Regions from separate parts of the Homo sapiens genome. Here regions 1, 2 and 3 are each linked to region 4. A link is a contact called in ENCODE Hi-C or POLR2A ChIA-PET data. All regions are on one chromosome and are shown on one strand. Each heading gives the region's core, a stretch centred on a gene start or an enhancer-like site at or near the end of the contact. The rest is flanking DNA. Distances are from core to core; before and after follow the strand shown. Region 1 holds the start of NCR3LG1 (natural killer cell cytotoxicity receptor 3 ligand 1). Region 2 holds the start of KCNJ11 (potassium inwardly rectifying channel subfamily J member 11). Region 3 holds the start of NUCB2 (nucleobindin 2). Region 4 overlaps PLEKHA7 (pleckstrin homology domain containing A7).

The links. Hi-C counts contacts between places; a loop is a spot of excess contacts on that map. ChIA-PET counts read pairs that join two places held with the same protein, here RNA polymerase II (POLR2A). Pooled maps may share reads with other maps.
Region 1: a loop to region 4 is called in a pooled map, with 8 times the contacts of the local background. The contact joins the promoter of NCR3LG1 here to the enhancer-like site in region 4. A Hi-C loop is called at or near these places in 7 of 37 single-sample maps with no recorded cell type and 7 of 50 pooled maps.
Region 2: a loop to region 4 is called in a map of K562, with 5 times the contacts of the local background. The contact joins the promoter of KCNJ11 here to the enhancer-like site in region 4. A Hi-C loop is called at or near these places in 4 of 168 maps with a recorded cell type or tissue (CD4-positive, alpha-beta T cell, K562, mammary epithelial cell and 1 more), 17 of 37 single-sample maps with no recorded cell type and 12 of 50 pooled maps.
Region 3: a pooled map shows a loop between it and region 4 (5-fold over the local background). The contact joins the promoter of NUCB2 here to the enhancer-like site in region 4. A Hi-C loop is called at or near these places in 1 of 37 single-sample maps with no recorded cell type and 5 of 50 pooled maps. POLR2A ChIA-PET finds 5 or more read pairs at or near these places in 1 of 52 experiments (activated CD8-positive, alpha-beta memory T cell).

What each region holds. Positions count from the first base shown.
Region 1 is chr11:17,350,464-17,353,482 of GRCh38, reverse strand. It overlaps NCR3LG1 (natural killer cell cytotoxicity receptor 3 ligand 1), which reads right to left and starts at 1,683. Exons shown (of 5, transcript NM_001202439.3): 1 at 1,444-1,683. The coding sequence starts at 1,513. LOC105376576 (a long non-coding RNA gene) reads left to right here and starts at 1,617. Exons shown (of 3, transcript XR_931094.3): 1 at 1,617-1,704; 2 at 2,309-2,446; 3 at 2,572-2,670. RefSeq lists enhancers at 268-317, 542-1,143, 1,144-1,745 and a silencer at 1,742-1,861.
Region 2 is chr11:17,387,409-17,390,497 of GRCh38, reverse strand. KCNJ11 (potassium inwardly rectifying channel subfamily J member 11) reads left to right here and starts at 1,839. Exons shown (of 1, transcript NM_000525.4): 1 at 1,839-3,089. The coding sequence starts at 2,407. RefSeq lists silencers at 759-858, 939-1,448 and an enhancer at 2,657-3,089.
Region 3 is chr11:17,275,489-17,278,347 of GRCh38, reverse strand. It overlaps NUCB2 (nucleobindin 2), which reads right to left and starts at 1,609. Exons shown (of 14, transcript NM_005013.4): 1 at 1,520-1,609. RefSeq lists a silencer at 1,346-1,775 and an enhancer at 1,966-2,055.
Region 4 is chr11:16,945,167-16,948,249 of GRCh38, reverse strand. All of the region lies in intron 3 of PLEKHA7 (pleckstrin homology domain containing A7), which reads left to right. Among named protein-coding and RNA genes, the nearest start is that of SNORD147, 21 kb to the right of the region's middle. RefSeq lists an enhancer at 2,191-2,430. Within about 2 kb of position 1,454, at least 2 of the 41 ENCODE cell types and tissues checked have a DNase peak (open chromatin) inside an H3K27ac peak, as active enhancers do.

The DNA of each region.
Region 1 (3,019 bases), core at 434-2,933, 410 kb before region 4:
GACCCAGACTGATAGAGCGCGGAGGCGTTTCCAGACCGCAGCGACAGGCGTTTCCAGACCGCAGTGACAGGCGTTTCAAGTCCGCAGCGCGGAGACAAGCGCAATTTTGGCTTTCCACTTCACCGCCCACACTTCACTCGGAACTGTCTTATTTTCACATTGCTTATTGCAAATGTATAGAAATACTATTCACTCGTTTTTATTTCCACTTCCCTCTCCCATCGGGCAGCCATTCTAAGGTGTTTAACATGTAATTTTTGTTCTCTTTAAGGCTGTATCTTCTGTTTCTCAAACTGTGGAAATGGTATTGCATTGTATGTCCACTGTTTACTTGGCTCTACGCCTTCAACATCCGTTCACGCTGCTCGGCAAGCAGCAAGGGCGTGGTGTGAAGCTGCCGCCAAGGTCTCCACGGTGAGGTCCACACGCGGCTCTCCTCCACCTGCAGTGACTCGGGGCGCCCAGAGCGCGCCTCCGGGATTCCTACATTCCACCTCCACCACCCGGCACCCAGGAGCGTATTTTGGCCAGCCTAGTAAGGGTCAAGCAGCATCTTGTTGTTTAATTGCCATTCTTCTAGTTAGAAATGAGTTTAAATATCTCTACATACGCGTTTCAGCCTTTTAGTCTCCTGTTTAAGTTAACGCAGAACACGCCCATACGAGTTCCCAAAAAAGCAAGAGAACGTTTGAAGGTCACCACAAGATCAAAACACTCCCCTCCCTCTCTCAGTAAAGACCTAACTTAGCAAAGCCAGGAGGACCCACTGATATGCGGATGAATGATTTTTCCAATTTACCGATTCCCTGATTTTCTTCTCTCCTCCGGCCCCTCGGATGATGCGAGAGAGGCGCCAAATACCGAGGCACCAAACGCGCGACATCCAAGGAAGCACCGTTTCCGCTCTCACAGGTGTCGACCCTGCACAGGGCAGGCCTTCAATGTAAACCTGTTGCATCGGGGACTCCGCTTCTCACAAAGGAGGGACGCTTGAAAATAGAGCCCCCAGGCCGGGCGCGGGGGCTCACGCCTGTAATCCCCGCACTTTGGGAGGCCGAGGCGGCTGGATCACTAGGTCAAGGAGACCATCTTGGCTAACACTGTGAAACCCCGTCTCTACTAAAAGTACAAAAAATTAGCCGGGCATGGTGGCGGGCGCCTGTGGTCCCAGCTACTCGGGAGTCTGAGGCAGGAGAATGGCGTGAACCTGGGAGGCGGAGCTTGCAGTGAGCCGAGATCGCGCCACTTCACTCCAGCCTGGGAGACAGAGCGAGACTCCGTCTCAAAAAAAAAAAAAAAAAAAAAGGAGAAGAAATAGAAAAGAAAATAGAGCTCTCAGCCCCCAGGAAGTTGAGGTCCCCTGGCGGGATGCTAGGGAGCCGACCCGCGAGGACCCTCTGGCGCCAGGAGCCCCCGCCCCAGCCCACCCCAGCCGCCCCCTACCTTCGGTCGTCAGCGCCCACAGCAGAATCAGGAGCGCCGCGCACGTGGAGGCGGCAGCCCTCCACGTCATCGCCGCGGCTGCTGTTGTGTAATTTTTTTCGCCGAGTGGGAGCAGGCGGCCCGGTAGAAACCAAGGGCAGGGGGAGACCTCTGTTGCGTAAAGAGTTGACGGAGACACAGCCGGGATTTCCAGCCGGCGCTTTTGCACATCCCACTTCTTCAGATCCCTTCGGCAACTGCGAAGTCGCCTGGATTTCCCAGGTTCGCACTGCAGGAAGCCAGGCGCGTGACCAGCCCCACCCGCGCCGCACTTTAGCCCGGGGGCGGGCACCGGCCGGGGAATCCTCCCTCGCCTCCGCCCGCGGCACGAGGTTGCGCGGTTACAGCCCCGGTGCCTCTCGCGAGCGGCTCTGCGGTCCAGGACTCGGGGCATCCTCTGGGTTCGCTTAGTAAATTGAGACCGGGATCCAAGTGGCCCGGGGCGCTGCTCTAAGGAAGATGCTGACCGCAGTCGGTGATTGCGAGAGCAGGTGCACGCGTCCAGAGCGACATCTTACCGTTGGCGCGATAAACTTACATTACTTTAAAAACCAAAAACAACAAAAATTTAGCATTAAGTCGAAAGGCAAATTAAATCCCCAGGACAATTCAGTTAAACGCCTGAAGGTGGCCCTTAATTTCCCATTTCTACTAATCAAGAAGTGGCTTGCGACCTCCTGAAGCAAACCCAAATATTCTCATTCGGTGATTAAGTTTTACCACCTCTACACCAGTTTTTAAATCAATTTAACCGCAAAGTTCAGAACCCAAGTGGCACAGTAAATGTGTGTGCATTTATAACGCAGAACCTGCATTCTTTCCCCAGCAACCTGCATTCCATTTGTCTCATTGACCCTACTGCATTTTTCCTTCGCATCATTAAAAAGGATGTAATGTACAGAAAAGCACAGACAGACCTAAACTCCAATGCCAACCATGCCATCTGCTGATTATAAGACAGTGGGTAAGTGACCTCATATCCCCAGCCTGTTCACATGTCTCTAAAACTGAGAGAGTAAAAGCTTCCTTTCCAGGGTTAGAGACACTGTCACTGACTAAGCAAATAGTCACATTCTCACTTATCTGCAGAACAGAGTGCATACAGAAAGAGCTCAGAAGTGAAAGATGCGCAGAGTGCCCACAGTGGCAGCAACTAGCTGAGGGGCCTTCAGATCGCAGCCTTCCGGACCACCGTTATAACAGGTAGAGATATGCAAGGTTAAGTCCAGCTATTGAATTTTTAAAACCTAAATTACACCTCTTCTCAACCTCTGCCTCCTCCAAGGAGCCTTACCTGAGGAGACATCCTTGTCTGGTATTAGTGACATCATTAAATAACATTCCCAATGGAGGTATATGACGACTTCTTATACATGCCCAGAATAGTGATTCACAAAGTTGTGACACATACACATCACCCTGTAGAAATTATCAAATTACTCTTTTGGTAATTTTTACTGTTTTGGTAATTTTTTTGTACCCTTTTTACTCTAAAGGGTAAAACCGGCAGGTTTCTCTATTTATATTTCATTAGAAT
Region 2 (3,089 bases), core at 590-3,089, 440 kb before region 4:
ACTCTGCTCATCTCATTTTACCCTCCCCTTCCTAGACACTGCATCTTTGTTAATATAGCCCATGATCACACCCATCCTTTGTAGCGGTGTTCGCTCTGCCTGCAGGTGGGTAGGGAGAGAAAGGAAAATCCAATATAAAATGCATATCTTGCCCCCACTGTGGCCCACAGCCACACTGCCTTTTCCAGACCCTGTCTCAAGCCCCCACTCCAACAAAATGGCCGCAGATGGTCAGGGGTTCTTCCATAAGGATCTGAGCCACAGACAGCGGTAAAGCCGTTACTGTTCCAACAACAGAGATCTAGCAGGCTTTCCCTCCCAGCTGAGAACCCGGGTCCATGCCACAGGGCAGCCTCAGGCTGATGCCTGAACAGAAACACCACCATGCCGGGACCAAGAGCCTGGGTCCCCCAGTGCCCGAGGCAGCCCTAACACACTGTTCAGGCCTAAATACCACCCATGACCTAACGTGGAAGAAGTCAGGTGACAGGTGTGAGAAAGTGTAAAGCAAGTGGCCTCGGCTCAAACCTTCTTTAAAGTAGGGCCGGAATGGCTGAGAAGATGGAGCCGCCCAGGCTGCCCCACAGCAGTAGCAGGTGTTAAACTGTGCTCCTTTCCTGCCGAGGCCTTTTTTTTTTTTTTTTTTTTTTTTTTTTTTAATGAGAGGGAGTCTGAGCTTCCATCAGATTGTCAAAGGATTCAAGACTAAGATTAAGAGCATCCCCCAAAGAGAAGCAGCTGCAGGTTGAGAAGTCCTCGGACCGCCTAATTTCCGCCAGCCCTGGGATTGGTGGCGCCGCCTCTCAGCGCCTCCTTTCCCGGGGAACCTGCAAACCTGGCGCGGCCGAGAGGCGGATTACTGACCCAAATACGGATGGGGATATTGGGGGAGGGGAGCCAGGGCGACAGGGCGGCGGCCCCAGACTGGGAGGGCGGGTCACAGATCCCTCCCAGCCCCCCACTTTCGTAGAGCGTGGGCAGGAGGAACCTCTGGGTTCCGCGGATCAGAAAAACTCCAAAGGCCGGGTTGTGAGTCCCGGGAGGGGAGGTGGAGGGCGGGGGCGGGGAGGGGCGCGGGAGGGGCGGGGGCTTGCTCCGGCCCCGCCCCCTGCGCTCCGGTGCAGGTCGGGCTCCCCCTGGCGGTCCCCGGCCCCGTTCCTCTCCTCGTGCGCCCCCCTCCCGCCGTCCTAGACCCCTGCCTAGCCCAGGTCGGTCTCCGCGGACCCACGGACGGACAGACAGACGGGAGGACGGCCAGCCGCGAGCGCCCGGGCGGCGGGAGGGGGCGGGGAGGCGACGGCCGTGGCGTGAGGAGCAGGAGCAGGTGCAGCGGCGGCGGCGGGCGGGGCCGGGACCCGGCGCGGAGCGGGAGCCGCGGCGCGGGCGGGCGGCAGGGACCGGGAGGCCGCGACTCGGAGTCAGCCCCGCCGGGTCGCGCGCAGGTCCGGGGAGCCGCGGTTGAGCCGGGTGGGGTGGTGACTCCAGAGAACGCAGGATCCCAAGGAGACAGAGAGGACGAGAGCTGGAGGGGGATCCGGAAAGCGGCGGGGGCGCTCCGGGAGGGGTGGAGTAGGACATAGGGGGCGCACCTGGAGGAGAGACGGGGCGGGGGTGGCCAGGACCTGAGCTGGAGCCTGGGAGCCCGAAGGCCAGACAGGTGAGGCGGGAGACCCGGAGGTGGGGGTGAGGTCCGGTTAGTGGGAGAGATCCGGAGGTGTTAAGTTCTGAGCTGGGCTGGGAAGGCAGGCTGGGCGGGGAGAAGGGCTCTTAGCGGGAGGCCCAGGGGTGGTCAGCTGGTGGGGGAAGCTGGGGGAGGACGCAGGGCCAGGTGGAGAGCCGGCAGGGTTGGGGGCTCCCTAGGCGCCAGGCAGGTGGGCTCAAGGGTGAGGCTGTTTTTTTTGTTTTGTTTTTTGTTTTTGAGACGGAGTCTCGCTCTGTCGCCCAGGCTGGAGTGCAGTGGCGTGATCTTGGCTCACTGCAACCTCCGCCTCTCGGGTTCAAGCGATTCTCCTGCCTCAGCTTCCTGAGTAGCTGGGATTACAGGTGCGCACCACCATGCCCGGCTAACTTTTGTATTTTTAGTAGAGATGGGGTTTCACCATGTTGGTCAGGCTGGTCTCGAACTCCTGACCTAGTGATCTGCCCTCCTCAGCCTCCCAACGTACTGGGATTACAGGCGTGAGCCACCGCGCCCGGCCTGAGGCTGGTATTAAGAAGTGAAGTGGGACCCAGGTGGAGGTAAGGAAGAGTCTGGTGGGGAGTTATCTCAGAAGTGAGGCCAGCACAGGCTGAGTGCAGCCCCAGGGTGAGAAGGTGCCCACCGAGAGGACTCTGCAGTGAGGCCCTAGGCCACGTCCGAGGGGTGCCTCCGATGGGGGAAGCCCCTCCCTGGGGGTCACCGGAGCCATGCTGTCCCGCAAGGGCATCATCCCCGAGGAATACGTGCTGACACGCCTGGCAGAGGACCCTGCCAAGCCCAGGTACCGTGCCCGCCAGCGGAGGGCCCGCTTTGTGTCCAAGAAAGGCAACTGCAACGTGGCCCACAAGAACATCCGGGAGCAGGGCCGCTTCCTGCAGGACGTGTTCACCACGCTGGTGGACCTCAAGTGGCCACACACATTGCTCATCTTCACCATGTCCTTCCTGTGCAGCTGGCTGCTCTTCGCCATGGCCTGGTGGCTCATCGCCTTCGCCCACGGTGACCTGGCCCCCAGCGAGGGCACTGCTGAGCCCTGTGTCACCAGCATCCACTCCTTCTCGTCTGCCTTCCTTTTCTCCATTGAGGTCCAAGTGACTATTGGCTTTGGGGGGCGCATGGTGACTGAGGAGTGCCCACTGGCCATCCTGATCCTCATCGTGCAGAACATCGTGGGGCTCATGATCAACGCCATCATGCTTGGCTGCATCTTCATGAAGACTGCCCAAGCCCACCGCAGGGCTGAGACCCTCATCTTCAGCAAGCATGCGGTGATCGCCCTGCGCCACGGCCGCCTCTGCTTCATGCTACGTGTGGGTGACCTCCGCAAGAGCATGATCATCAGCGCCACCATCCACATGCAGGTGGTACGCAAGACCACCAGCCCCGAGGG
Region 3 (2,859 bases), core at 360-2,859, 330 kb before region 4:
AAAAATTAGCTGGCTGTGGTGGTGGGTCCCTGTAATCCCAGCTACTCGATGGGCTGAGGTAGGAGAATCCCTTGAACCCGGGAGGCGGAGGCTGCAGTGAGCTGAGATCGGGCCATTGCACTCCAGCCTGGGTGACAGAGTGAGACTCCATCTCAAAAAAAAAAAAAAAAAAAAAAAGATGGGTAAAATTTGGATAGAGAAGAGCATGAGTAAACACACGGAGACAGAAATAAATTTTTGCCTCCTTTAAGTTTCTAAAATTGTCTAGTTAAAAAAAAAATTTGACCCCCTACTACAAAGGTAGATGAGATCATGGAAAGCTTGAAGACCACGATGAGAAATAGAAGTTTCCATGTTCATCCTAATTAGGAGAGTGACATTATTTGAGATTTCATTTCTAATTCTAAATTTCCAGAATTTTAATTTTTGACCCTATTAGCTGAAGAAGATTTGTTGAAATATTTGTTCAACATTTGTTGAACTTATTCAAGTTTCAAAAAACAAAAACATTCCTTAAAGCATCTATCTCATCAATTCTTTAACTTTCCCATAGGGAAAGTCCACAATCTCCCTCAAACAAAATTCACTATCAGAAATATTTGCATTTAACCTCCCCTATTTTTAAACCAAGGTAATATCTTTTAGTGTTCATATTCGTCCACGGATTTAACAGAGCCTTAGTAGCAGGCTTAAATGGTAGCACTAGCTTATTCAATTGCATAAAATGTACATTATTCAATTTAGAAGTTTAGCAGACATAGAATTTCAAGAGGTTCTGTCTCTCAAAAATCATAATGGTTCCCGTTCATTCTCATTCCCTCATATTCTCTCTCTCTCTCTCCTTCTTTCCCTCCCTCTCCCAGCCATTTGATACTGTAAAATAACTGTCATCTAAGACCGTTGCAAACACCAACCACAATAACCATATTTGCTCACTGAGTTGCCACTTAGCAGGTGCAACAAGGAAATACTGTTTCTCATCTCCTAAAACCAAAAGGGTTCATCTCGTACCTAATTTGTCACTTAAGTGAAAAGCATATCACGACTTACACTAACTTTCTCCTAAGTGTCAGAGGTTGCTGGCTTAACCAGACCGGAGAAGAGCAGGATCCCCGGGCCTAGCTTTGCTGAGCGGCACAGGGGAGCATCGCCTGGAATTGGTGGGTGTCCCTCCTCACTAGTGGGCACCCCCTTGCCCATCGACCTGCCCAAACCCGAAGGGACCCCGCCAGGGTCTCGGTTTGGCACCTACCCTCTCCTGCTCCCCGCCAAGAGCCAGCCACCCTCCTCGACCCCGAAGAAAGCTCGGGTGCCCAGCTGCGAGTGGAGCAGAGGGAACCCAGCGCCTCCGGCTCGCGCTGGGAGCCCCCTCCCCGCCGGTGCCCCGCCCACAGCACGGCCCCCACCATCCTCTCTGCTCTGGCAAGGCAGGCGAAGACCGGAGCCTTATCTCCGGACTCCCCCACCCCTAATCTCCCGCCGCGCTGCTCCGCACCTACCGCGCGGCCACCGGCCTTACCTGGCCGGGTCTCGGCGAGCGAGGCTGCGCCTGGTGCTTGCGTCCAGCGCACAAACCTGTCCTCCAGCCCCCGGCCCACCGCTCCGCTCTGCCCCTCCTCCCGCCGCGCGCGCCCGCCTCCTGGCTGCCATGGCGACAGTTCCCACACTCTGCGGCCGCTGATTGGTCCGGTTCGCGATTGCTGACGACGCCGATTGGCGGGAGCAGGGACAAGGCCGCGCCGGGGAGCCTGGAGGCGGGCGGTGAGGAGGGCCGAAGCTGTGGAGCCTGGTGGGAGGCTGAGCCAGGAGGGACGTGGCGCTCTGAGATGCGGGCTCAGGAGGCCGCGCCTCTTCCTTCCCTAGCTTACCCGGAGAATCCTGTGGAGCAGGACTCGGGCGGGTGAGGTGCCGTCCTGAGACCCGGGCAGAGCCCCAGGGATCGCCTCTCCCTTGGCCTCTGGCCTGCGCCTGCAGCGCCCACGCAGGTCGGAGAATGGCTGTCAGGCCTATTCTCGCCCACAGGCCTCGCTCGGCTCTGACACCCCCGTCCTCCGCCTTGGCGGGAATCTTAACGGCATTTGTAACCGCACCCACCCCCGTTGTGCTGGGCCCTCGGTCACTGTGGTTTAACTGTATTTACCCACCTTCTCTCTTGCCCATTCGCAGACAGCTCTTTCCTCTGCATCCTGCCCCAGAGAACAGACATCTATTCCAAACCCCTCATTTTAAAGATGGGGAAACTGAGGCTCAAAGATGCACATGGGTAGCTTGAGCCTTCCAGAAGCTTTTGGAGCCACAGGCTGTTTACGAAGTTTCATCCTGCCGATTAGTTTTTTTCACCTGAAAAATTGGTATCATATCTACCTTAGGGTTATTCACGAAGATTGAATGAGATAACATTGCCAGGAAAACAGTACAGACTAGGCATGGTGACTCACCCTGTAATGCCAGCACTTTGGGAGGCCAAGGCAGGAGGATGGCTTGAGCTCAAAAATTTGAGACCAATCTGGACAACAGTGAGATCCTATCTCTACAAGAATATTTTTTACTTTTTTATCTTTAACACAATGATGTTTCAGTCTGAAGAAAATACTTAAAAATTTGCCAGGTGCTGTGTCGCACATCTGTAGTCCCAGCTACTCAGGAGGCGGAGGCAGAGGCGGGAGGATCACTTGAGCTCAGAAGGCCGAGGCTGCAGTGAACCATGATCATTGTGCCACAGAGTGAGACCCTGTCTCAAAAAAACAAACAAACAAAAACACACAGTACAGAATCTGCCACATAGTATGTTAGCAATGAAAGCTTCTGTTATCAGGAAGTACTACCAGCCAGATTGCCTCTGTTGCACAACTGGACTCT
Region 4 (3,083 bases), core at 205-2,704:
GATCTCTTGAACTTATTTCTTCTGCCTAACTAAAATTATGTAACCTTCAAGCAACATCTCCCAACCCCTCCACCCACCCCAGCCTCTGGTAACCACCGTTTTACTCTTTGATTCTATGAGCTCACCTTTTTTACACTCTACATGTAATTGAGATCATGCAGTATTTGTCTTTTTGTGCTTTGCTTGCTTTACAACATAAATTCCTCCAGGTTTAACCATGTTGTTTCAAATGATAGGACTTTCTTCTTTTTAAAGGCAGACTAGTGTTCCATTATGTATATATATGCATGTTTTCTTTTCTTTTTTTCTTTTTTTTCTTTTTTTTTTTTTTTTTGAGACGGAGTCTTACTCTATAGCCCAAGCTGGAGTGTAGTGGCATGATCTCGGCTCACTGCAGCCTCTGCCTCCAAGGCTCAAGTAATTCTCGTGCCTCAGCCTCCCAAGTAGCTGGGAATACAGGCATGCGCCACCAAGCCCGGCTAATTTTTTGTGTATTAGTAGAGACGGGGTTTCACCATGTTGCCCAGGGTGGTCTTGAACTCCTGAGCTCAGGCAATCCACCCGCCTCAGCCTCCCAAAGTGCTGGGATTACAAGTGTGAGCCACCGCGCCCAGCCATATTTGCTTTTCCTTTCTTTCTTTCTTTCTTTTTTTTTTTTTTAGGTGGAGTCTCGCTCTCTCGCTCAGGCTGGAGTGCAGTGGTGCGATCTCAGCTCACTGCAACCTCCACCTCCCTGGTTCAAGTGATTCTCCTGCCTCAGCCTCCTGAGTAGCTGGGATTACAGGTGCCTCTCACCATGCCTGGCTAATTTTCGTATTTTTAGTAGAGACGGAGTTTTGTCATGTTGGCCAGGCTGGTCTCGAACTCCTGACCTCAGGTGATCTGCCCGCCTTGCCCTCCCAAAGTATGAGGATTGCAGGTGTGAGCCACCACACCCAGCCTCTATTTTTAATTTTTTGAGGAGCCTCTATACCATTTTCAATAATGGCTGTACGAATTTACATTCCCACCAACAGTGTACAAGGTTCCCTTTTCTCCACATCCTCACCAATACTTATCTTTCATCTTTTTGATAATGGCCTCCTAACATGTGTGAGGTGATACTTTCAGGTGTGATTGTACAACCCAGTAGCTGAGAAAACAGTAGCCTAGTCAGTGGTCATGAAAGGTGTTTAAAAATGCCAGGTCCTGTGGGGCCCAGGCCTCTGTATTCTTTATAGGTTCCCAGGGGGTGCTGGCGCAGCTGCGTTTTGGAACCAGCAGCCCAGATGACCCAATCACTTTACCCTTTCACCTGGGGATTAGGGGCCTGCAAACTCCAAAGTTGGAATGAGAGTTTTTAAACTTGAAAATTTCTCCTTCTTCTTCCACTTTGATCAGTGGAGAGGAAAATACCTTACCGAGCAGAATGGTGGCCGAGGGAGTGTTTCCCCTAGGTTGTCTCTGTGGGGGAGGGGGTGTTGCTGGAGCCCGAGTCTAACAGAGTCTAACAGAAAGCTCATTAAGACCCACAGCAAGTTGAGGCCTGTCAGTAATGAGTACTTTTATGCTGTTTTCTACAGAAATTTCACTTCAAAACCTAGAGCCTTCAGATATCCTGATTTGCCATTCTAATTAGGTACTGAAGGAGGGCTTTGTGGGCAGGTTTGTGGCATCCTCTGTGCATACTGATTTTGCAAACCTCTTGGGAAACACTTAAAGTGAAATTCTTTGAACACATCAAAAAAGTCAGCATAAACAAACTAAAATCCCTGTGATTCCCAAACCCTAAAAATATTCTGTGACCAATTTCAAAGTCCCCCCCTCCCCTCCACTTTAAGGTTGGTATAATCCTGCCTGGTCATAGGGAGTGAGAAAGGAGGGTTTCACACGTTCGTTCGGGGAGAGGTCCCAGGGTTGAGGGTTCTGGTGGGTGGGGTGTCCAGTCCTCTTTAGGGCAGGTTATCCAGTGTCTAGATTGTTTGGGAGAAGGTGCTGGGAGAAAGGCCAGAAGCCTCAGCCTGGCTGGACATGGGCTGGCATGGACGCCATCTCTCCTGGCCAGCATTGCCCACCTTTAGGTCTCTAGCAGGAAGAGCCCAGGAGCTAGAAGCAGAAGCACCCAGACGGGGAAAGATCATGGGTGGCGCCACAGCAGGCTCCTGCTGCCCCCATGAGGAGAGGTTGGGAAAGTGAGTGGCTTCCCACTAAGTGAGGAGGAAACGACAGTGGAGGGCATCTTGCCTGTTTGTGTCTGTGGCTCCCTCATGAGCAGGCTGGGATTTTGAGGCTGGGAATGTGTTATACCTTAAAAGCAAAGCAAAGAGCACCGGTTACCTAGATGGGAAGGCAGAGCAGCAGTGTCCTTTGAGGCCAGAGAGTGAAAGTATGAGACTTTGTAGGACTTTTGTTCTTAATCAGGTCCCTAGCGGGCCCACTTCTTGGGCCCAGATCCCTGATGCCTTTGAAACTGCCATTTAATATGGCATTACTGCCTCCCAGCATTGGGACTCCTTCCCTTCAGATCTGCTAAGGACCTCCTAACTACTCCCTTCCCCTCATGTCCCCTCACCACCCCTCACCTCCACAGAGTGCCAGATATTCCTGGATCAAAGTTTTTATCCTGCCCCTGCTTAGAAACTTTATGGAGCTTCTATTTGCCTGGCTGATAAAATCCAGTGATCTAGCCCTCCTTCTCTGCCCTTCAGGCTTTCATCCATCTGTCCATCTGTCCATCTATCCATCATCCCTTACCAAGCACTACAGGACTTTGTGAAGAGGTATTGTCCTTAAGGAACTCTCAGTCTTTTGGGGAAGGCAGACAACAGTCAATTACAGGGGTTGTGAAATCACAGAGGAGAGACACCTGTGTGAAGGGTAGGCCAACACAGTAAACACACTATTACTGGCTAGTAGAATACACTAGATGCCAGAAAGAAACCAGTATTAGTATTAGGAGGAATAATGATAATGAAGCTTTTGCATTATATAGACCTACTTCAAATTAACCTTGATTAAAATATTAACTCTTTTGGGGCCGGGCATGGTGGCTCACACTTGTTATTCCAGCACTTTGGGAAGCTGAGGTTGGTGAATCACTTAAG